Regions from separate parts of the Homo sapiens genome. Here region 1 is linked to region 2. The links are chromatin loops, found by intact Hi-C in ENCODE. Cell type or tissue: PC-9. All regions are shown on one strand. Each heading gives the region's core, and the rest is flanking DNA. Links, peaks and the distances in the headings are about the cores only. Region 1 has its middle 63 kb from the start of PMAIP1. Region 2 has its middle 71 kb from the start of LINC03111.

Region 1 (11,359 bases), core at 1,713-9,712, 220 kb before region 2:
TCTCAGTAAGGTCAGAGCTAAGATTCATTTGTGCCTCCCAGCTCCCCTCCAAAAATCTAGCTTTGTCTTTACATTCTGGGTGACACTTTCTGAATGGGGCTTGGATTTGAATGGGATCCAGGAACCCCATGGGAAAGAATCTGAACCCTGTTCACAATTGGAGTTCATTAGAAACATATCTGAAAGGCTGAGAGACCCAGTGACAGGCTGTGGAGGACAATGGAGCCTTAGGATTAAAGAAAAAAGAAGAGGCTGGGTGCAGTGGCTCATGCCTGTAATCCCAGCACTTTGGGAGGCTGAGGCGGGCTCTCTCTACTTAAAATACAAAAATGAGCTGGGTGTGGTGGCATGCACCTGTAATCCCAACTACTCAGGAGGCTGAGGCAGGAGAATCACTTGAACCCAGGAGGCAGACATTGCAGTGAGCTGAGATTGTGCCACTGAACTCCAACCTGGGTGACAGAGTGAGTCTCTGTCTCAAAAAAAAAAAAAAAAAAAAAAAGAGAGAAGAAGAAGGAGGAGGAGGAGGAGAAGGAGGAAAGAAAAGGCACTAAGTGAGCAGATCTGGTGGAGAAGGTCAAACTCAGCAGGAGGGCGGTTAAGTCAGGGACAGCGATTCCAGACAATGTGGGGTGTGCTTGTCCCTCCCATGGACACCCCTGCCTCCATCCCACCTAGGCCCAGGAGAGTCTGTCTGCTCTAGGGTATGAAAGATGTAACCTAGGAGCCTCCTGTATGAGAGAGCTGAAAGAGAAAGGAGAGACCTTTCCCTCAGGCCAGAGAGGATGGGTCAGCAGAGCAGAAAGCAGCCCAAGGCCACCACAGTGAGCCCAGGTGGCAGAACACAGGGCTAACTGAGCTGCTGGCCACGGATACAATTCAGGGGAGTCACCCCCATGCCTTTCTGGCTCCTGAAGAAAAACAAGAGAAAAGGATGCTGTTTGAACAGTCTTCCCTGCGAGGTTGTATATTCAGTGAACTTAGGGACAAACTATCAAAGGGACAAACTGAAAGGATCCACAAGCTTGGAGAATGAGAATCAGGGTACACATGAGACCCCTGCGGGTTCCTAGATGAACATAGGACAATAAAGCCCTGGAAAAGAAAAAAAGACAGACGCGGGGGAGCAGGGGTCTTGAGGTCTTGAAATTGGGTCATTTCTGCAAATACAATCACAGTTCTCAATTCAGGTAACACCTAGGTCCAACCAGTCAATTATATCCAACAGTGTGTGACTGAGCTATATGTTGCAGTACAATGCAAAATTGCAGTCATTTTTGAAATCAAGCATAAGTTTTTGAAAAATTTTAAAGATAACTTTGCATGGCTTTTCCAAATTTTAGAGTGTGATTTCACCCCCCTCTGGATAAGGGGATGTCAGTGGAATAATTTGAGCAACTTGGCCTCCAGGGAACCAAGTATCCTGTGGTAGAGTTCAATATATAGGCAAGGTGGGGAAGGTAGGAGAAGATCAAAGAGGTGGCTGGAGAAGTAGGCAGGTCAGCCAGGGCCTCTGGGCCCCACCCTTCACAGGGTTGCCCATGCATGTGGTCTCTCCCCGATCCCATCCCAGTCTCTGGGTGTCCCCTGCTCTCTCTCTCTATCCCATCAGGGTCACTGCCCCCAATACCAAGTTTACCTCAAATTTCCTCTGGCTTCACCTGTCGAATGAACCTATCCTGTGCTCTCCACCAAAATACCAGACACATATTTGAATCCCAGTTAAGATGTTAGAGCATGCAAATAAATACATATGTTAAGATGTCAGAGCATACAAATAAATATGTATGTTAAGATGTTAGAGCATGCAAATAAATACATATGTTAAGATGTTAGAGCATGCAAATAAATACATATGTTAAGATGTTAGAGCATGCAAATAAATACATATGTTAAGATGTTAGAGCATGCAAATAAATACATATGTTAAGATGTTAAAGCATACAAATAAATACATATGTTAAGATGTTAGAGCATGCAAATAAATACATATGGTAAGATGTTAGAGCATGCAAATAAATACATGTTAAGATGTCAGAGCATACAAATAAATACATATGTTAAGATGTTAGAGCATGCAAATAAATACATATGTTAAGATGTTAGAGCATGCAAATTAATACCTATGGTAAGATGTTAGAGTATGCAAATAAATACATATGTTAAGATGTTAGATTGTGCAAATAAATACATATGTTAAGATGTTAGAGCATGCAAATAAATACATATTTGTAATCTTTTTCCTTTCTCTTTTTCTTAATTCTAAATCTCCCGCATATTTCTATTTTTTATAGTGGTATCTCGGAGACAATTCCTTAACTCAAAGACTGATTATTAGCGGAGGCATTCTAAGCATTTGCAGGCAAGAAGGTTACCTGTTCATTCTCACATTGGGTGTAGGCCTATTACAATTTTACTTTATTTATCGTATTGTCTTTTACTTTGTTTTGGAAACCAGACTTTAGTGTATTGAATGAGATCCTGAAACTTAGAACCAGATGGATCCAAGTTTAATTCTTAACTCTAACGTTGTCTGGAGCACGTCACTGGAATGCTGGGAGCTTCTGTTTCCAAACTTGCAAAGGAGGGCCATCGTAGCTCCTCACTGGGCTCTAGTGGAAATGTCTGTGAAATCTCTAGTGTAAAGTCCTGTGTCTCTACCAGGCAGCCATTCCCTTCCTTCTTATAATAGAGCCACTTCCCATACACATGCTGAAGTTGGAAAAGTTTCTTTTCTATCACAAAAAATAGAATCTGGGTGGGGGCAAGAATACTGCTTTTCTGCCCCGGCTTGTTGGGTGTGTGAAACTGTGACTGACACCTTGAAATTATGAGGGATTCCCCTTCTACCCACAGAGGCAGAGTGAAAAGATGACAGAGCCTCAGCTGCCGAATTAACCCAGCCAGGACTTGACTACCCATGGAGTCTTTACCTGAGATGATAAACTCCTCTTGCTTAACACATTTTCAGTTGGGTCTTCTGATATTTGCTATCAAATCACTCTGATGGTTTTGTATTTTGTTTGTTTGTTTGTTTGCATTGTGACGTTTTGCATTTTAGAAAAGTCCATAAAAGGACTCAGGTAATATTAACTATCTTGATTTTCACTTAAATCACTTGATTTAAGTGATTATCCTTGATCAGTCAGGATGAACCACTTCTAGGTGGCCTGTTAATTTAAATAAAAGATGCAGGTGGTCTAGACCAGCAGCTCCCGCCCCCCAATCTGTGCTCACTAGTCACCAGACACACAGAGTCAGAACAGTGAGAGACTGTTTTGAATAGTTACCACAAAGCATCTCAAACTTCATCATCCTCAAATGAAAGATCAAATTGGTCTTTTCATAAAAGTGAAAGAGAACAGTATTTAGTGTTACAAAGAACCCTGGCAACTAATGACAGCATTCTAAAATGAACAATCATTAAAGAAATGAAAATTTCAGAAAAATTTGCATCTTCACCCATGTGACTGCAGTGGAAATGTTACACCGGGTGATGGTATTTGTTAAAATACGTTTGTGTCTTCCCATATTCAGTTTGATTCAATATGATATTTTCTTGGAGTTTCTGGGGGCATCACCGGTACCCAGAATTCTTGGAAAGGCAGTGGGTGTCTGGCTGGCACTGCCTGTCACCCCCCTCCCCAACCCAGCACTAGTCTCCCTGCCTGTCTTTTCACATCAAGAATTAAGCAAAATCTAGCATCCTGATGTAATTTAGGAACAAGCTGTTATTTTTTTCTCCCTTAGTCAATAATGTTGTATTGTTTTAGAATTAGAATATCTTTTACAATCTCATTGTAACTCAATCTAATCTTCATTTAAATTAAAAGTAAATTTGCAAAGCAAAAGGAACAATAGTAACCTGCTCAAATCATTTAGACCAATGAGACACTTGAGAAGATCAACAGGGATTTGGGTGGGGGATAGAGGAGGCAAAAACAAGCTGGTTGGCTTGTTCTCATTTCGTTTTGGCATATGGCATTTTCCCAGATGCAACGCTGGGTTTACCAGGTGGGACAGTTTAACTGGAATTTCAGTTCACCGCCAAAATGTTGTATCCTGGTGCTGAAAGGGGACATGAGGAAACTTTTTTGGAGTGGTGGCAATATTGAATATTTCCATATCTGATACCTTGATTCTGGTGACACCTATATGACTATTTGTCAAAATTCACGGAGCTGTACACATTAAAAAGTGAAGTTTATTAAATATGTTATTGAATGTAAATGTTAAACCTGATTTAAAATAAAATAAAATTTTATTAAAATGAAAAAGAAGATACCATATTAGTAATTTCACAGGTCAAATGCAGCCAATTTGAGTAAAATCATTTTGCTCTCTTTTGAAAGGGCATTGAGGTTTTTGTTTGTTTGTTTGTTTTAATACTTTACCTCTATTCTATTTTGTTATCAAGTCTCTTCCAGGGAATATCATTTCAGAGGCTGCAAACTTGAGTTTACTATAGAATCCTTGTGAAATGATCTCATTCTTTATTTTAAAAAATTGTATCTTAGGTCCAAAACCAGAGGTAAGAGGGATCTTGAAAATAACCCACAGTTATACAGAAAACCGTCTGAAAACATAGCCTTATCCTAGACTATTTTATCTAGTTCACCTCTTAACACATTCCTTAGAGCGGTAATCACTTATGTTTTTGCTTTCAATTTCTTGAGCTGTAAAATGTAGGGTGGATTGGATTAGCCTTATTTATGCCACTCAGATTGCTAGTAGTAGCTGCTTGGAAGTACCATGCAGAGAGATGCACAGTGATCTGCCTTCCATGGGCACGGGCTTCAGGGAGCAGAATGCGGGGAAGGGGTGACACCTGACACCTATTTGCTATCTCCACTCTCCTCAAGGCCGTCAGCTCCACAGGGATTGGGTCCTGTTAGTTTTATTTCCTTCTGTATCCTCAGTTCTTAGCACAAGGGAATTCCAAGGGTGTTCAGTAACTCATGTTACAAATGAATGATGATTTGTAAGGTGCTTTTTGGCTCCAAAGATCTGAAGGTTGAAACTGTGACAGGCAGTGGGCCTCAAGTCAGGGCACAGCTTGTCCCTAAATAGTGAGTTATTTTTGAAGCGTCCCTAGAGATCTCTGACACACAGACCCTTCTCACTACCTCTTTAGGTTCTTTTTCACTAGCTGCAGATTTAGATTGTAAATAAAATACAGCTGGGGGCCGGACATGGTGGCTCACGCCTGTAATCCCAGCACTCTAGGACGCCGAGGCGGGCGGATCACTAGAGGTCAGGAGTTCGAGACCAGCCTGGCCAACACGTCGCTACTAAAAATACAAAAATTAGCCGGTCGTGGTGGCATGCATCTGTAATCCCAGCTAGTTAGGAGGCTGAGGCAGGAGAATTGCTTGGACCCGGGAGGTAGAGCTTGCAGTGAGCCGAAATTGTGCCACTACACTCCAGCCCAGGCAACAGAGCAAGATTCTCTAAAATAAAATAAAAGGAATAATTATTTATTCAAAAAATATGAAAAGAAGATAAAAATTACTTGTGATTCAATCATCTAGGGGTAGCCACTGTGAACATTCTAACGTCCATTCTTTCAAATGTCTTCCTGTGTGTGTATACATATATACATATCTACATAAGCACACACAGACCCTCATTTGTGTAAGTGGAATTATAATATTCATACAATTCCATTATCTTCTATTTTTACTCAACAATTTATTAATGGTCAATTAATATAGCTCTGTAATATTCCATTGTATGGATGAGCCGTATTTATTTAATCAGTTCTTTATTTGGGAACATTGGTTGTTTTCAAATTCTTATCCTTTAAACTCTGAATACTCTCCTACTTATATGTTTTGTTTCTTGATAAACACATTCTTCACATAAACTCCCAATGGTGGGATTACGCCGTCAACAGTACTAACATATCACCTTTTGAAACCGAATGGCAAAGTGTCCTCCTGAAAAGTTATTCCTCTTTGTTCTACCAGTAATCATGCTTGTGTGCTCATTTTTAATATGACTCTCTTGGGTTTAGGTAATTTTTATTTTATTTATTTTTATTAATTTTTTTTTTTTTGAGACGGAGTCTCACTCTGTCGCCTAGGCTGGAGTGCAGTGGCGCCATCTTGGCTCACTGCAAGCTCCGCCTCCCGGGTTCACGACGTTCTCAGGTCTCAGCCTCCAAAGTTGCTGGGACTACAGGCGCCCGCCACCACGCCTGGCTATTTTTTGGTATTTTTAGTAGAGACGGGGTTTTACCATGTTGGCCAGGCTGGTCTTGAACTCCTGACCTCGTGATCCGCCCGCCTCGGCCTCCCAAAGTGCTGGGATTACAGGCGTGAGCCACAGCGCCAGGCCTGGTTTTGATAATATTTTAAATTATGCCAATAAGTAAAAATAAAAACAAAAACCAATCGAAAAAACCTCACTATTTGTGAGGGTCCCATCTTGTTTTGTTCCGATGAGTTGAGTGATCTCATCATGTCCGCCAGGTGCTTAGGAGACTGGATATCTCTTTTGCAGCTCTAGTTTTATACTATGAAGGGGGTACTTTTCGGTTCCTAGGTGTATTGCACAAAAGCCTTTTCTCCACTTTGGCTACTGACACTATTTTGCCACTAGAGGGCGATGAGGCTGCAGAAACATAATCCTAAATTGAGCCACTCAATTAACAGGGAGGCGCTGTTAATAATCAGGCTGGGACAACAGGCCTAATGGAGGACGAGCGTTAGAGCCCACGGATCACAATTAGCACATTACTATGGTTGTCCTGCTTTGAGATGTGGTTTAGAATGATAAGCAGGAATATCTCTGTCTAGATTTATAGTATCTGGGTAATCTTTAGAGATGTTCTAATAACCTCAAAAATTTCTCAAAACAGGTAGGACACGATGGGTCATGCCTGTTAATCCCAGAGCTTTCGGAGGCTGAGGTGGGAGGATCACTTGAGGTCAGGAGTTCGAGACCATCCTGGCCAACATAGTGAAACCCCGTCTCTCCTAAAAATACAAAAATTAGCCGGGCGTGGTGGTGGGCACCTGTAATCCCAGCTAGTTGGGAGGCTGAGGCGGGAGAATTGCTTGAATCCAGGAGGTGGAGATTGCAGTGAGCCGAGATTGTGCCATTGCACTCCAGCCTGGCCCACAGAGTGAGACTCCATCTCAAAAAAAAAAAAAAAAAAAAAAAAAATTAAGTACGTTGCAGATAGCATATTGTTTCTACATCAAGTCCAAAGTAATATTTTAGTTAATCGCAATTTGCCACCTAAGAGACAGAAACTCAGTGTAAAAAGACAATCTACTATAATAAGAAAATGTAGGCCGGGTGCAATGGCTCATGCCAGCACTTTGGGAGAGCAAGGCAGGCAGAATGCTTGAGCCCAGGGGTTTGAGACCAGCATGGCCAACATGGCAAAACTCCATCTCTACAAAAAATACAAAACTTCTCAGCAAACTATTGCAAGGACAAAAAACCAAACACCGCATGTTCCCACTCATAGGTGGGAATTGAACAACGAGAACACATGGACACAGGAAGGGGAACATCACACTCCGGGGACTGTTGTGGGGTGGGGGGAGAGGGGAGGGATAGCATTAGGAGATATACCTAATGCTAAATGACGACTTAATGGGTGCAGCACACCAACATGGCACATGTATACATACGTAACTAACCTGCACATTGTGCACATGTACCCTAAAACTTAAAGTATAATAATAATAAAATAAAATAAAAAAATACAAAACTTAGCAGGACATGGTGATGGGTGCCTGTAATCCCAGCTACTCAGGAGGCTGAGTCTGGAGACTTGCCTGAAGCAGAAAGGTGGAGGTTGCAGCGAGCCAAGATGGCGCCACTGCACTCCAGCCTGGGCAACAGATCCAGACCCTATCTTGAAAAAAATAAAAAAGTAGATTCCAGTTTTTTAAACTAGTAGGTGTGTCCTTACAAGGCTGCTAAGCTACTGTGTTCAGCAGAGCCCTTTCTCCATTAAGATGTCTTGACTGCATCTCCTGTCTACCTGAGGATGGATACACTGCCTCCTTCATTCCTCCTCCCAAAAGGCACTGAATAAAAAGTGTTTCCCCTAGCTTCCTTTCCAGAGACTTGGATCAGATGAACACATCCAATAAAGAAAAAAACACTCTTAATTTTTTTTTTTTCTTGTGGAGACAGGGGTCTCTCTATGTTCCCCAGGTGGGCCTCCAACTCCCGGCCTTAAGTGATCCTCCCACCTAGGCCTGCTAAGTGCTGGGATTACAGGTGTGAGTCACCATGCCCAGCCAAAAAAATTCTCTTTGACACTAAGTCCCCCAACACCTCTAGTCACACTCTCCTGCTTTCTTTCCCTCTCTTCCGACAAAACAAACTTCTTAATTATTAACCCAGCAGAGGTGGAGCCCAACTCCCACCTTCACTTCTTAGTGAGTGGCACTTAAACCACAACTAAGCAGGGATGAGATTTTCCCAAACTGATAACTGCCCTCCCAAACAAATCTACATTGACATCATAAATACAGTACTAAGCATTTTATAAGCTTATATATAAGAACATACCTTATTTGAATTGGTGCTAAACTGGGGAGAGGAGAATGCGAGTGGGAACTTGCTCCACATGCAGTGATGAAGCCTGTTCTATGCACCAGCCACAGGTTCTAGGGGCTGGGAAAACAGCAGGGAATAAATGGAATAAATCTAAGTCTTGCCATTGTGTTGCTTAACATTCTCGTGTGGAATATAGACAATAAAACAGTTGACCAATACAAGGTGGGGAGTGACAAGGGCCAGGAAGAAGAATCAAACACAGAAGAGCAGAGAGGGCAATGGAGAGAGCTACTTTGGGTAGGGTAGGGGGAATGTGAACAGAGGTCTGGTTGCAGAAGGGAGGGAGCTACCTGGAGACAGAGGAAGCATATTCCATGTACAGGCCTTAGGGCTGGAATATCTCTGGTAAGTTGAAGAACAATGAGGCCAGAGTGGCTGGAGAGGAGAGAGAGAGAGAGAAGGAAAACGTTGGAGGGTAACTAGGAGCAAGGTTCTGCAAGGTCTTGTTGACCATGGCAGGAATTTGGGGTTTTGCTCCAAGTGTGATGGGAAGCGTGGGAGGGTTGAGAGTGAAGGAGTGGCATGATCTGATTTATGTAATAAAAAAATCACTTGAGTGGCTGTGTGGTATGAAGGAGAAAAATAAACAAACGTGCATTGCATACCTTGTGCTGATAACGAACTATGAATGAAAAGAAGGATTAACTCAATTCTGAGCCTGAAGTTCATGAAAGAATAAAAAAGGAAGGAAAGGGGGGGAAAAGGAAAAACAAAATGTATTCCTATAAACTATTCTCCATCCCATGAGACAACTGTCCATCATTTCTCTATGGATTTTCTCAAACACTTCATAATTCTGCCCCCAGTGTTGGATTTGGGTATGATTGGAAGTATCAGTAAAAATGTATTATATAGATATAATGAGCTCTGTCCACTAAAATGGCCTAGACGCAATAATAACCCAGTGGCAATTAGCAAACTAGGCACCTAGCTCTCACTCTCTAAACACAACAACTTCCCTATTAAAAGGAATTAGGGGAAAAAAGAAATTAGGCATCTTTGAGGATATGGCTGATTTCTAGAATATCTGCTTATGCCAGAAAACAGTGAGCTGTGGTTGAAGACTGATGGAGATGTGGGAGAGGAAAAGGTTGAAAGGGATCCCACTGGCCAGATTTGGGACAATTAGGGCATCAGAGAGAATCACGGCAGTGATGGTACTAACATTTTAATTTTTTTTTTTAAATAAACAAGCAGTTAAGTAAGTAGATGGCAGATAGTGGGAACCAGGTTCCACCCTGTTGGAGGAGGAGGTTACATATGAACAAGGAGAGGCTAGAATGATCCGTGTGGTCCTGGATTGGAGTTGGAGATGCTGTGAACTCATGTTTAGCTTATATACACACAGTGATTCCACGTAGAAATTCTTAAAGATGGGTGTGTGTGCTCAGGTTCACGTACACACATATGTTTCTTTGCTTTTTCAGGGGAGATGGCCCAGAAGTAATGACATTCCAGGAGCAATAGGCACACCTAGCACCCCGATCTTGGTTTCTGTCTAGTGTACCCCAGTAAAAGGAAACAGAGGTCCTTGAAGAACTGGCTGACTCTAGGGCCAGGGCAGAAAATACACATGAAGGGGCCAGGTGCGGTGGCTCACGCCTGTAATCCCAGCACGTTGGGAGACCGAGGTGGGCAGATCACTTGAGGCCAGGAGTTTGAGACCCGCCTGGCCAACATGACGAAACCCCGTCTCTACTGAAAAATACAAAGAATTAGCCAGGTATGGTGACTCTGTCCCCCTCCCCCGCCCCCAAAAAAGAAAACATACACAAAGAGCCTAGAGCATCTTGTAGTGCCAAAAAGTAAGGACACACTTAAAGGAAAAAACTAACCAAAAATACTGCAATGACAGGGTTGTGCCAGAGGGACGCAGGAATCAGCTGAAAAGCTCCCAATGGCCAAGCTGGAGCAATTTGGGATTTTGGGGATTTTTTTTTTTTTTTTTTTTGACACAGGGTCTTACTCTATAGCCCAGGCTGGAGTGCAGAAGCACGATTACAGCTCACTGCAGCCTCCATCTCCTGGGCTCCAGCCATTCTCCTGCCTCAGCCTCCCAAGTAGCTGGAACTACACATGTGGGCCACCTCACTTGGCTAATTTTCTTTTTGTATTTTTTTCTTTCTTTTTTTTTTTTTTTTTTTTTTGAGATGGAGTCTCGCTCTGTCCCCCAGGCTGGAGTGCAGTGGCGCAATTTTGGCTCACTGTAACCTCCGCCTCCTGGGCTCAAGCGATTCTCCTGCCTCAGCCTCCCGAGTAGCTGGGATTACAGGCACGTGCCACCGTGCCCAGCTAATTTTTGTATTTTTAGTAGGGACGGGGTTTCACCATGCCAGGCTGGTCTTAAACTCCTGACCTCATGATCCACCCGCCTTGGCCTCTCAAAGTGCTGGGAATACGGGCGTGAGCCACTGCACCCCGCCTTTTGTGCTTTTTGTAGAGACAGAGTTTCGCTATGTTGCCCAGGCTGGAGCTCAAGCCATTTGAATAACACAGTAAAGACATTACTATAGGATTATAACCCCAAGTATTACATGAGTCCATACTTACATAAGGAAATGATTGAATAGATAAACAAATGGGGGAGAAGAGACAAATCCCCCCCAGCAGATGAATTCGAAACACTTTATGTAGATACTTGAGAAGCTGTGGCAGGTCTCCTCACTTGCTGGCAGTATATGCCTTGGAGGTGATGTGATTCCAGTGGCATTTTACCCCCTGGTGTCCTCACCAAAACCCATTACCCCAGTCTAATCATGAGGAAGAACATCAG
Region 2 (11,359 bases), core at 1,916-9,915:
GAGAAACATTAGGGATGTAGCCAAATTTCTCTTTGTGCTGTTCCCCAATTACATTTCAGTCTCTTTTCTTCAGGCATACTGTTTCCCAGAATTTATCATTTTTTACCCTCATTGATACCTTTACAATTTTACTGCATATACTTATATCTGTAAACTTTACAAAGAATTTCTTGCACATTAAAAAGCTCTGTCTGTGGTGGTGTATCATATATACAAATATATTCAACATTATATTTGTGGGGTTCATTAATGTTGATACATGACATAAAGCTTCAGTTCATTTTTTTACTGTTGTTTAGGATTTCATTGTAGGAATATGAATTTGTCTATCTATTACCTGTTGATGAATATTTGGGTTGTTTCCAATTATTTGCAATTATAAATAATGCTGTATGAAACTTGTATACATATTTCCTTGGCATCCTGAGCAAGAATTATTCTAGGGCTTGTTGCTTAGAAGTAGAAATGTTACATTTCATGGCATGCACACCTTAAACACTGCTAACTATTGCCAGTGGCTTTCCAAGTGTTTATACCAATTTGCATTTTTTCTACCAGCAATGGCTAAAAGTTCCCATTTCTCAAACTTTGACAAGTATTTGCCAATATTTTAATTTTTGTCAAATTGATGGGTATGAAATAGTATCCTTTTTTGTGTTAGTTTGCATTTCTCTGCTGACATCTAGTGAATTTGACTACCTTTTCTCATGCTGTTGGTCATTTGATTTCCTTTTCTGTAAACTGCCTGTTCATATCTATTGCTCCTTTCTCTATTGTGTTTGCTTTTTATTATGCTGATTTGTGGTAGTTCATATATATGTACTGTACTTTTTGTTATTTTTATATATTTCAAATACCTTCTCCCAGTATACAGTTTTTCACACTCTTTTAATCATATTTTTGATCCATGGAAGTTTTAATGTTAATTTAAATGCATCTATCCTTTTCTTTATGGTTTATGCTTTCTGTATTTTTAAAATTCTTTCCCATCCCTAATGCAATAGGAAATCCTATATTTTCTTTTCAAAGTTTAAAAAATTTGATCATTTAATTTGGACCTAAATCCAACAGGGACAGTGGAGAATATGTGTTTTTTGATGATAGAATAGCATCCTCAGCTTTCTTCCTGTCTGAGAAATTGGAAGCCCAGAAGCCTTTTTACACATACAATAGGCTAGTACAACTTTTGCTAATACGTCTCTCTCAAAAACTTTGTGGGTTTTCTGTGTATCTGTTTCCAGTTAACTCTATTTGCCCAAAAATATACTCACAATTATTTTTAATACATCATTTTCTCTATACTTAATTACAAGTATTTTAAGCATATTGCATCTGTGGGACCATGCCCCTAAATATTATAGATGCTGTTTTTGTCAGTAAGACAGCCTACTGAAATCATCTAGAGATGGCTACACTCTTGCCTTGGTCTTTGATACGGGGCTATAACCTAATTTGAAAATCTAGTGGCTGGAGAAGCTGGAGAAGGGAAAGAGTTCAGTGTTTTAGTTAATAAGCTTTTGGTTTTCTTTTCTTTTTTTTTTCAATGAAAGCAAGTTTATTAGGAAAGTAAAGGAATAAAAGAATGGCCACTCTGTAAACAGAGCATGGTTATTTTTTTGGTTATTTCTTGATTATATGTGAAACAAAGGGTGGATTACTTATGCTTCCCCTTTTTAGACCATAGAGGGTAACTTCCTGACGTTGCCATGGCATTTGTAAACTGTCATGGTACTAATGTGAGTGTAGCAGTGAGGATGACCAGAGGTCATACGTTGCCATCTTGGTTTTGGTGGGTTTTGGCCGACTTCTTTACTGCAAACTGTTTTATCAGCAAGGTCTTTGTGACTTGTATCTTGTGCCAACCTCCTATCTCATCCTATGACTTAGGATGCCTTAACCATCTGGGAATGCAGCCCAGTAGGTCTCAGCCTTATTTTACCCAGCCAGCTTTTGGTTTTCTATGTTCCCTCTCATTCTGCTTGCCAAGGTGTCCAGTTGTTTTCTGAGGTTGTGCCTTTCTCATAGAGCCTTTCCAAATGCACCTAAAAGCAACTGATTGACACTTTCAACATTTTGCCTGGAAACCATGAGGCACAGGTTCACATATTTATTTTCTTTCTTTATCTCAGGTGACAGTGGTAGCCATCTTTTGGTTACTATGTAACACAAGTTGTTATATTTCTAGCCACCCATAACAGGCGTTATGGGTGGAACAATAATAGTTTTCTCACAAATTGTCCAGCCTCCTATGAAGTTTCTTTGTCTTCTGTTGTCCTATACCCAAATCAATACCACACATGTTAGCTTTTCATTTTAGCATTTTATGCAAATAAAGTCATGTAATTCTTGCAACTTTACAAGACAGGTACTGTTATTACTCTTTTTGTGGCTGAGAAAATGGGGACTCTCCTCTGATACAGGAGTTTTGATATTAATAGATATCCAATAGATTTTGCTAGATAAAATGAATAAGCAAATACTTTTTCTGATTAATCCTAATACTTGAATATTTCATTCATATTTCAACATATTTAAATACTTTTTTGAAATTTAATGTATGTTCACTGGACTGAAAAATGTTTCTTTGATCTTGTTTGTTTATTTCTTTATACATCTTATGTTTTTCTTGCCTGACAGCTTTCCTCTAGTTAAGGTAGGCTACATTGTTTTCTTGGAACCAGTATTTCTTGAAAATATTGTTTTCTTGGAACCAGTATTTCTTGAAAATATTGTTTTCTTGGAACAAAAATACTCTTGAAAATATTCTCAGAGGAAAAGAGTATACAGATATAGAGAATAAAAACAGTAGTCTGAATAGTGACAGAAATTACAGTAACAATTAAATTATGATTACAGATTTAAAGATAATCCCAAAAGTCTTCTTCTCACTGCTGGTACTGCAAATGAGGTTAACATCCATTCACAGTTGTACTACCACTGAAGGTTCCTGGTGATTCTCCATATCTGTGCTATATATGTATGCCTTTCCAGACTAGAAACAATTTCAAAATAAATTTGTTTTTGGTGTTGATATTTTGCAAATGTTTTAATTTTCCTATTATACTGCAAAACTCTCATTTTTCATGATATAAGAGAATTAATGAAGCAAAGTAAATATTTGGATTTTATTTTTGGCTATGAATTTCCCTAACTATAAATAGCAAGTAGTATATGCAGTATTTGTTCAGCACCAGATGACTCACAAGAGATAGAATATACAGTTCTGCTTTTGATAACAGTCCAGATAATGTACAGTTCTATTTTTGATAACATTTCAATACAATTGAAGGGAAGACTAAGACTATTAATGCTAAATAACTGCAGAATTATGGCCATATAAATTTATTCGTGTGGGCTGAGAAAGGAGATATACTATGGATAAGAAAGGAGAGATGAAGTATTCAAAGTATCTTTCTTAGTACTGATGGGATGTGAACATATTGATAAATTTGTTATGAATAGGCGGAAGAAGGTGAACATGTGCTAGAGTATATGCCAGAGGCAATAATGCACCTTGTATTTTGGTATATAAATTGGGGCACTAACTGCTACAGAGCAGCACATTTGAAGCAGGAGTGAAGTCTGGAGTAATGCCATAAATTGGTACCTAGCACTGGCTGGGTGAATAGTAGCAACTAAATAAATATAGTAGGAGGGAAATGACTGAAATAATGCATTATGGGGAGAAAAGAATCAACTTTTGTTGGGCTTTGACTGCCAGATCAAAAAGTTAGATTTGATGTCATATGTGATGGGGAACTTTTTTTTTTTTTTCCACTCAGAGTTATTAGGAACTAACACTTAGCTCATCTCCCAGGTTAGACACATGGAAATCAGCTTTTCTCTCTTCTCTATCTTCTCACTGCTGGTACTGCAAATTAGGCTAACATTCGTTCACAGCTGTATTACCATGGAAGGTCCCTGGTGATTCTCCATATCTGTGCTGTATGCTCTTCTTGGGTTAACCAGTGCTGGCAAAACTTCACTATTGCTTGACAATATACGAAGGTTCCATATTGCCTTTAAGGTACATTTTAATCTTCATACTTTAAAAGCCTATACTGTCTGTTTTTTATTTTCCACTAGTTTTCCATATCTCCCTGCAGACCTTTTTTCTTCAGTAATTATGTGTACCCTGGTTGTTCCCAGTTCACACCAAAGTTTGTTCTAGACTAAGTTAATTTATTCATTGTAATTTCTCAGTCCAGAAGGCCATTCTCTTCTTTCAAACTTACCTCACTTATTAATTTTTTTCACCTGTTGCTCCTTGAGTTTTAAAAAATGGTTTCAGAATGCCTTTAACCCATTTCCCTAACTACCAGACCTAATTAATACACATATTGAAGAAATGTTAAGACTATAGTTCCTTTCCATGTCTTTGTGCAAATCATATACATAAATAAATAAGTAGTGAGTGGGTGAACAGAGCTGGGTTCATTGCAGGAATTTAATACACTGTATGTTGATTTATGGCTAAGTAGAGAGGCAGAAAGCAAATGAATCAGCCTCATTGAGTTGAGGAAGGTGAGACTTGTACCCACTGTTAGGCACTGGAGTTAAAATTCTATAATGATTCCAATCTACTGCATGAATAGGAAGCTCCAGTTTGAATATATATGATGTTCTTGTATTATTATGACACGCTTGTCTTACATCCTCCACTCCAGCAGTGTTTTCCCATGAAGCCTATCATTGCATTTACCTGCTGCTGTTCCCTGATACCTGGAACTGCTTATCATCCTCATCATTTGATGTCACATTTTCCTTTATGACTTTCACTGGTTTAAACTTTATAACTCTTACAATATCTGTTAAATTTTCTTTTTTAGCTTTATTGAGGTATAATCGACAGATAAAAGATTGCACATATTTAATTCATACTTCCTGATGAGTTTGGATATAAGCATACACACGTGAAACCAGAACCACAACCAAGATACTAATTATATGCATTACCTCCCCAAATTTTCTTGTGTGTCTGTGTTTCCCCCAATTTTCTCTCTATTTTTTCTTGATATTATAGATCAGGTTAGCCTGGAAAGTAACAATCTTCAAAGGGATAAAAAAAGGAAGTTCTGCAATTTTTTTCCCCTCAGCAATTTGAGTCATTTTCATTGTTTGGGAAAGCCAACACTGTAATAGCTCAAGTGAATAAAATGCCTCCCTGTCATTTACAGAATCTATGCCTAAGCTCAGAGCCCTGATGAGTCATGCTGAGTCACTGTAGGATGAGTGTCCGCTCCATCTCAGCTGATACCGCTGACCGTTTGTCCTCATAACTCTCTAGGTAAAGGTTGACTTAACCTAGCACACTGTAAAGCCACGTCATCCTAGGTGCAGCCTAGCTTCAACGTTTCCCTCCGGCACATGAAACTAATGAAGTTTCCACTTAAGCTCTCAGCCTTTGCAAAGTGTCTTGATGACCCAGCTTTTAATCATATGTAAATGTGTTTTTAAAAGTCACCTGCTTATGCTTTTGGAACTATTTGACTCAGTGACTCTCTACTCAGTGAATGTTTATAAAAGTGCAGGAATGTTGGTCACCACCCATCCCTTGGTGTTTCCACGGAGAATGATGAAAATGGTCAGCAGCTGAGACCACGCACAATGTGCCCTGCTGTCTCCAAGAGCCACATCTGCCCCCTGTTCTGCTGCTCGGTCTGACTTTAAGCATTTGGGTGACTGGAAGGTGGGCTAGGACACTAGACATGTGAATGGGGACAAATGGACAAAAGATTCCTCATATACTTACATCAAAAAAATAGGGATACTGATCTTGATCTTTTGAAAAACATACAGATTCTCCTCTCCATCCTTTTAAGACTTTCTTACCAAAACTTCAGAAATATACATATTAAATTCTACCTTTTCTGTATATGCATATATAGAATAAATTATGGAAGAAAAGATACCCGATGTTAATAATGGTTAATTCTATGTGGTAGATTAACCACATAGATTTTAATTTTTTTGTTATATACAGGGGATTTTAATTTTTTTCTTATACATTTCTCTCTTTTCTTATACATTTGCTTTTTTCTTATACATTTCTTTCTTTTGTGTATTTTTGAATGATTAGAAAAATAGTAGGCCAGGAAGGGTGGCTCACACCTGTAATCCCAGCACTTTGGGAGGCCAAGGAAAAAGGATCACTTGAGCCCAAGAGTTTGAGGCCAGCCTGGACAGCATAGTGAGTCCTCATTTCCACAAAAAATTAAAAAGAAAACATGACCTGAGTGTGCTGGTGCGTGCCTATAGTCCCATCTACTCGGGAGGCTGAGGTGGGAGGATTGCTTGAGCCTGGGAGGCAGAGGTTGCAGTGAGCTGAAATTGTACCACTGCATTTCAGCCTGGGCGACAGAGCCAGACCCTGTCTCAAAAAAAGAAAAAAAATAATAATAGTAAAATATTAAGCTTTTCTCAGATTTTAGATGCTCCTGCTGAAAGGGTAATAGACCTTATTACCAAAGTGACAGAGCTGCATACCCACCAGGTGGCAGATAACAAAATCAAAATTTGAATTGTTGAAGCTTCACATATGATTCTGATCATCAGTTTTGGAAACCACTGCTTTATGCACGTGACTTTATTAAATTTCTAACTGAAGTGCGCTGCCTTACTCATTTAGGCTGCTGTAACAAAATACCACAAACTGGGTGGGTCATAAACAATAGAAATTTATTTCTAAGAGTTCTGGAGACTGGAGGATGGGAAGTCCAAGATCAAGGCACCAACTGATTTGTTGTCTGATGAGGGCCCACTTCTGGGCTCATAGACATAAATATTCACACCATAGCAGGGGCAAGTCCTGAGTTCATGGAAATGCTCAAAAGGATGGTGGGGCCGGGTGCAGCAGCTCACACCTGTAATCGCAGCACTTTGGGAAACCGAGGTGGGCAGATCACTTAAGGCCAAGAGTTCAAGACCAGCCTGGCCAACATGGTGAAACCCCATCTCTCCTAAAAATATAAAAATCAGCTGGGCATGGTGGTACATACCTATAATCCCAGCTACTTGGGTGGCTAAGGCAGGAGAATTGCTTGAACCTGGAAGGCAGAGGTTGCAGTGAGCTGAGACTGCACCACTGCACTCCAGCCTGGGTGACAGACTAAGACTCTCAAAAAAAAAGAGAAAGTTTTGAGGAAATAGCAGCAACCTTGCTTTTGAAAATTTGAATACAACAATGTAATTATCTGATAAGGAACTACTGTGAGAAAGGAAAATGTTTTCTTTCCATTATAGTAGCACAGTCTTGCTGCACACAATTAGTACCTTAAACAAAGAGTGCAACTTAATTTATAGGAGTCCTTTGTGTCTTGACTATGTGGAAGCCCAGAGCTAGATGTTTTGCTCAGTTTTGGCAACTATCCTTAATAACATTTTTTTCAGCAGTACTATATTCACCTGTTCATCACTGGCTCTTTTTAAATTTATTATTTATTTCTATTTCTATTTGTTTAGAGACAGGGTTTCATTCTGTCACCTGGGCTGGAGAGCAGTGGTGCAATCATAGCTCACTGCAGCCTCAGACTCCTGGGATTAAGGGATTCTCCTGCCTCAGCCTCCCAAGTAGCTGGAACTACAGGTGCACACTACCATGACTGCTTACTCTTTATTTTTTGGTAGAGATGAGGTTTCAACATGTTGCTCAGGCTGGTCTCAAACTCCTGACTGCAAGTGATCCTCCGGTGTTGGCTTCCCAAAGTGCTGGGATTACAGGCTTGAGTCATCAGGCCCAGCCTGGCTCTTTTTAAAAATAAATAATTTTAATGCTCCTCTCTTATATTTGTCTTTTATTGTCAGCTTCTTCAACTTTTTTTGGAAGTGAGAGATACAAGCAACAAACATACAAGCAGATATTTGATATTACTTGCTTTGTCTATTGTATGGAGAATGTATTTTTAATAATAACTGCTCCATAAAAGTGCAATAGACATAAAATGTAATATTTAAATGTTTTTTCCAACTTGGCTTTGGATATTCAATTTTTGCATTAAAAATTATCACCATTTTTATTTCTTTTGATCTTTTAATTCTCTGCTGTTTTATTCAGCACTGTTTAATTTAAAGCATACATAAATTATTATCTCAATTGCCAGGGACATCTTGAACATTAATTTGCATTTTTATTGGTGGAATAAAAATATAAATGAAATTAGTACAAAATTCTGCTAGTGAGTTCTCTATTTAGAGAAGCGAACATATACTATAAGAAACAAAATCATTAGGATTTAATGTAGAGAAGACAAAGTTTTAAAGAAAACTTTACAGCTTTGGTGTGATTCACATGTACAATTGACTCTTGAACAACTTGGGGATTAGGAGTACCAAACATCTGAAAATCCACATATAAGTTTTGATTCCCCAGAAATCTAACTACTAATAGCCTAAGTTGACAGGAAGCCTTACCAATAATATAAACTATCAATTAACACAGATTTTGTAGGTTGTATGTATTATATTTCTTCAAGTCTTCAAAGACTTGAAGAAAGCAAGGGAGTGCAGCAGATATTTGATGGAGAAATATTCTAGGCATTGAAGATGACCAGTGCAAAACCTAAGGCATGCTTGGTGTGTTTGAGGAATAGCAAGAATGCCAGTGTGGCTGGCATAGAGCAAAAGGGAGAGTATTAGGGGATGAGCTCAGGACTCTGAGAAAGCAAGGGAACCCCACTGGAAGGATCTGGGGAGAGAAAGTGACATGGTCAATGATATGATTTCACTGTGTGCCCCACCCCCATATTTCACCTTGAATTGTAACGATACCCACATATTAAAGGTGGGGGCAGATGGAGATAATTGAATCATGGGGGTGGTTTCCCCCATACTGTTCTCATGGTAGTGAATCAATCTCACAAGATCTGATGGTTTGATAAATGGGAGTTCCCCTGCACAAGCTCTATTGCTTGCCGCCATGTAAGATGTGACCTTCCTCCATGAGTGTGAAGCCTCCCCAGCTATGTGGAACTTTGAGTCAATTAAACTTCTTTCCTTTATAAATTACCAAGTCTTGGGTATGTCTTTATTAGCAGCATGAGAACAGACTAATACAGTCTGACTTCTGATTTAAATAGAATCTATTTGGCTGTCATTCAAATTGAATCCTGGAAATGACTTTTGACTCTTCCTTTCTTCCTTAATTTCTGATTCCAACCAACCACTAAGCCACCCAGTTCTGTCTTCTTAACACCTCTTGTGTTTGTCCATCCACTGCACTTCCATTCATGGTATCTTAATTTACACGTAGCTCCTCCTAGATTATCACAATTGATAGATGGTGAGATGCCTTCTTTCTGCTCCTGTCTTTAGGCCCTTTGCTTGAATGTACTTTATCATGTTTCTATTTCAAAATAACTTCAAAATTTATGCTATTTGGAATTATCTTATACTTGGAAAGCATAAAAAGAAAAGAAGAATGGTATTAATTGCATGCTTTTATTGTATGAAATCCCTATTGGGTGATGAGAGAATCCATGGACGCTGACAACACACTGGGAGAGATCTCAGGTTTCTGATTTCTTCTTGCACATTAAATAACAAAGCCTGTAATCCTAGCACTTTGGGTGGCTGAGGCAAGAGGACTGCTTGAGTTCGGGAGTTTGAGACCAGCCTAGCAACACAGGGAGATTCCATCTCTACAAAAAATTAGCTGGGCGAGGTGGTACACACCTGTAGTCCCAGCTACTTGGGAGGCTGAGGCAGGAGGATTGCTTGAGCTCAGGAGTTTGAGGCTGCAGTGAGCTGTGATTGCGCCGCTGCACTCCAGCCTGGGTGACAGAGAGAGACTCAAAAAACAAAAACAAAAATCAAACATGATCTATCTCCCCTACTCCTTTTGTTCTGTTTATCTGGGCAAAAGTTATTGTCTTCATGTGTGATATGGTTTTCAAACTATTTAATAACTAATATTATAAAACTCCAGTTTATCTTGGAGTACCTGTAAGGGAAGAAAAAAATTATTCTAATGTAATTCCTTACTTTATAGGACTTGCAAAAGGAAATGGAATGGTAGAGTACTAGATTTAAAATTGTGGTATTCATATTTATATTTATAATATTGTATTTACAAATACAACATTATTATAATATTATGTTAAAAACACATTACAAATTTCATTAATTTGCTTTACTTATTTAATTATAAATTCTGGTTTATATTTCTCCATTACCTTCCCAAATTTGTACTTTTTCAGTCGACCTAGCCTAACTGTGGTTTTAGCAAAATTATTCGGCATTATTTTGGCAAATATTAAGAACAAACTTTTAAGGTTCTGAATCTTTTAATTTTATACACAACATATATTAACTAGAATAAGAATGATTTGCAGTAGATAATTCATCAATTAAAAGCCATTCGTCCAAGGATTCCATTAGTGTTCTGGAAACCTGTATTTACATTTTCTACCACTCTCTGTATCTCCCTATCTCTCTCTCTGTTTCTCTCGCCATCTCTATTTCTAGCTCTCTCTCTCTCCATTTCTTTCTTTTACTCCCTCCCTCCTCTGTGTCCCTCTCTTTCCTCCTCTTTATCCAACTATATCGAGCCTACTCCCTATTGAATCATCTTGCGTACTGCTCCAAGGTGATTTTCTTTGTGTGTGTGCTGTTCTATTTTCCCAGAATACCCTTGTTTTTCAAGAGTAAAGTATTTGTCCTTTAAGAATAAGACTAAACTGAAACAAGTATTCCTCTGTGAAGAATTCTCAGACTTATCTGAGGAGAGCTGTCTACTCCCTCCCGTTTGCTACATTTCTGAAGCATTTGGATATGAGTATCTTGTCATACCATATTGAGAACTGGTTCAATCTGAAAATCTGTCTTTTTCATTTCTGAAACCTCACTACATATTACGACTCAATGTCTGTCAGTTGAATAAAGGAATAGTGAGAAAATAGCATTAAAGGTTGACTATCCAAATTTGATGATATTAAATAACTATCACAAATTTTGATTTCCAAGATTCCTTTTTTTTCTCTCATTTAACTTGTTTTAGATATCTTACCAACTTCTGTGTTGTCATGGAATGTAAAGTAATTTTGATAAGTTGCTAAATAGAAGCATATTAAAGGTAAAATTATAGGAAACAATGATGTTCTCTCTTGTAAGTTTCAGACCTATCAGTCTTCTATATATCCTCTCTCATCTGTAGTCTGGCTTTATTTTCAATAAATGGTTGGTCTGGGACTCCCAGTCTAATATCCTAGATGAGGAACAAGCTGAGTTTGGGCACAGATTGCTATTATAGTTTTGATTTGGTCTGTTACCCTTAATTGAGAAAAGTCTAGTTTATGATTAATTTATATTTGATTTCTAGACACTGATTATAAAAATACATTTAGAATTTAACTCCTTAGAGTTT

What was found. Hi-C counts contacts between places; a loop is a spot of excess contacts. Peaks named below come from ENCODE experiments on the same cell type or tissue, not always from the same donor. Only the 100,000 strongest peaks of a DNase experiment are listed, where the experiment ranks them.
Region 1: a loop joins it to region 2, with 8 times the contacts of the local background. A loop is called at or near these places in 1 of 110 quality-filtered maps.

The regions. Positions count from the first base shown.
Region 1 is chr18:59,831,103-59,842,461 of GRCh38, forward strand. No RefSeq gene overlaps it. Among named protein-coding and RNA genes, the nearest start is that of PMAIP1, 63 kb to the right of the region's middle. In PC-9, for the core only: CTCF peaks have their summits at 6,614 (motif pointing right), 6,815, 9,356 and 9,556; a DNase peak (open chromatin) is centred at 6,609.
Region 2 is chr18:60,048,656-60,060,014 of GRCh38, forward strand. No RefSeq gene overlaps it. Among named protein-coding and RNA genes, the nearest start is that of LINC03111, 71 kb to the right of the region's middle. In PC-9, for the core only: no CTCF peak of the experiment used is centred there; a DNase peak (open chromatin) is centred at 5,226; H3K27ac peaks cover 2,428 bases.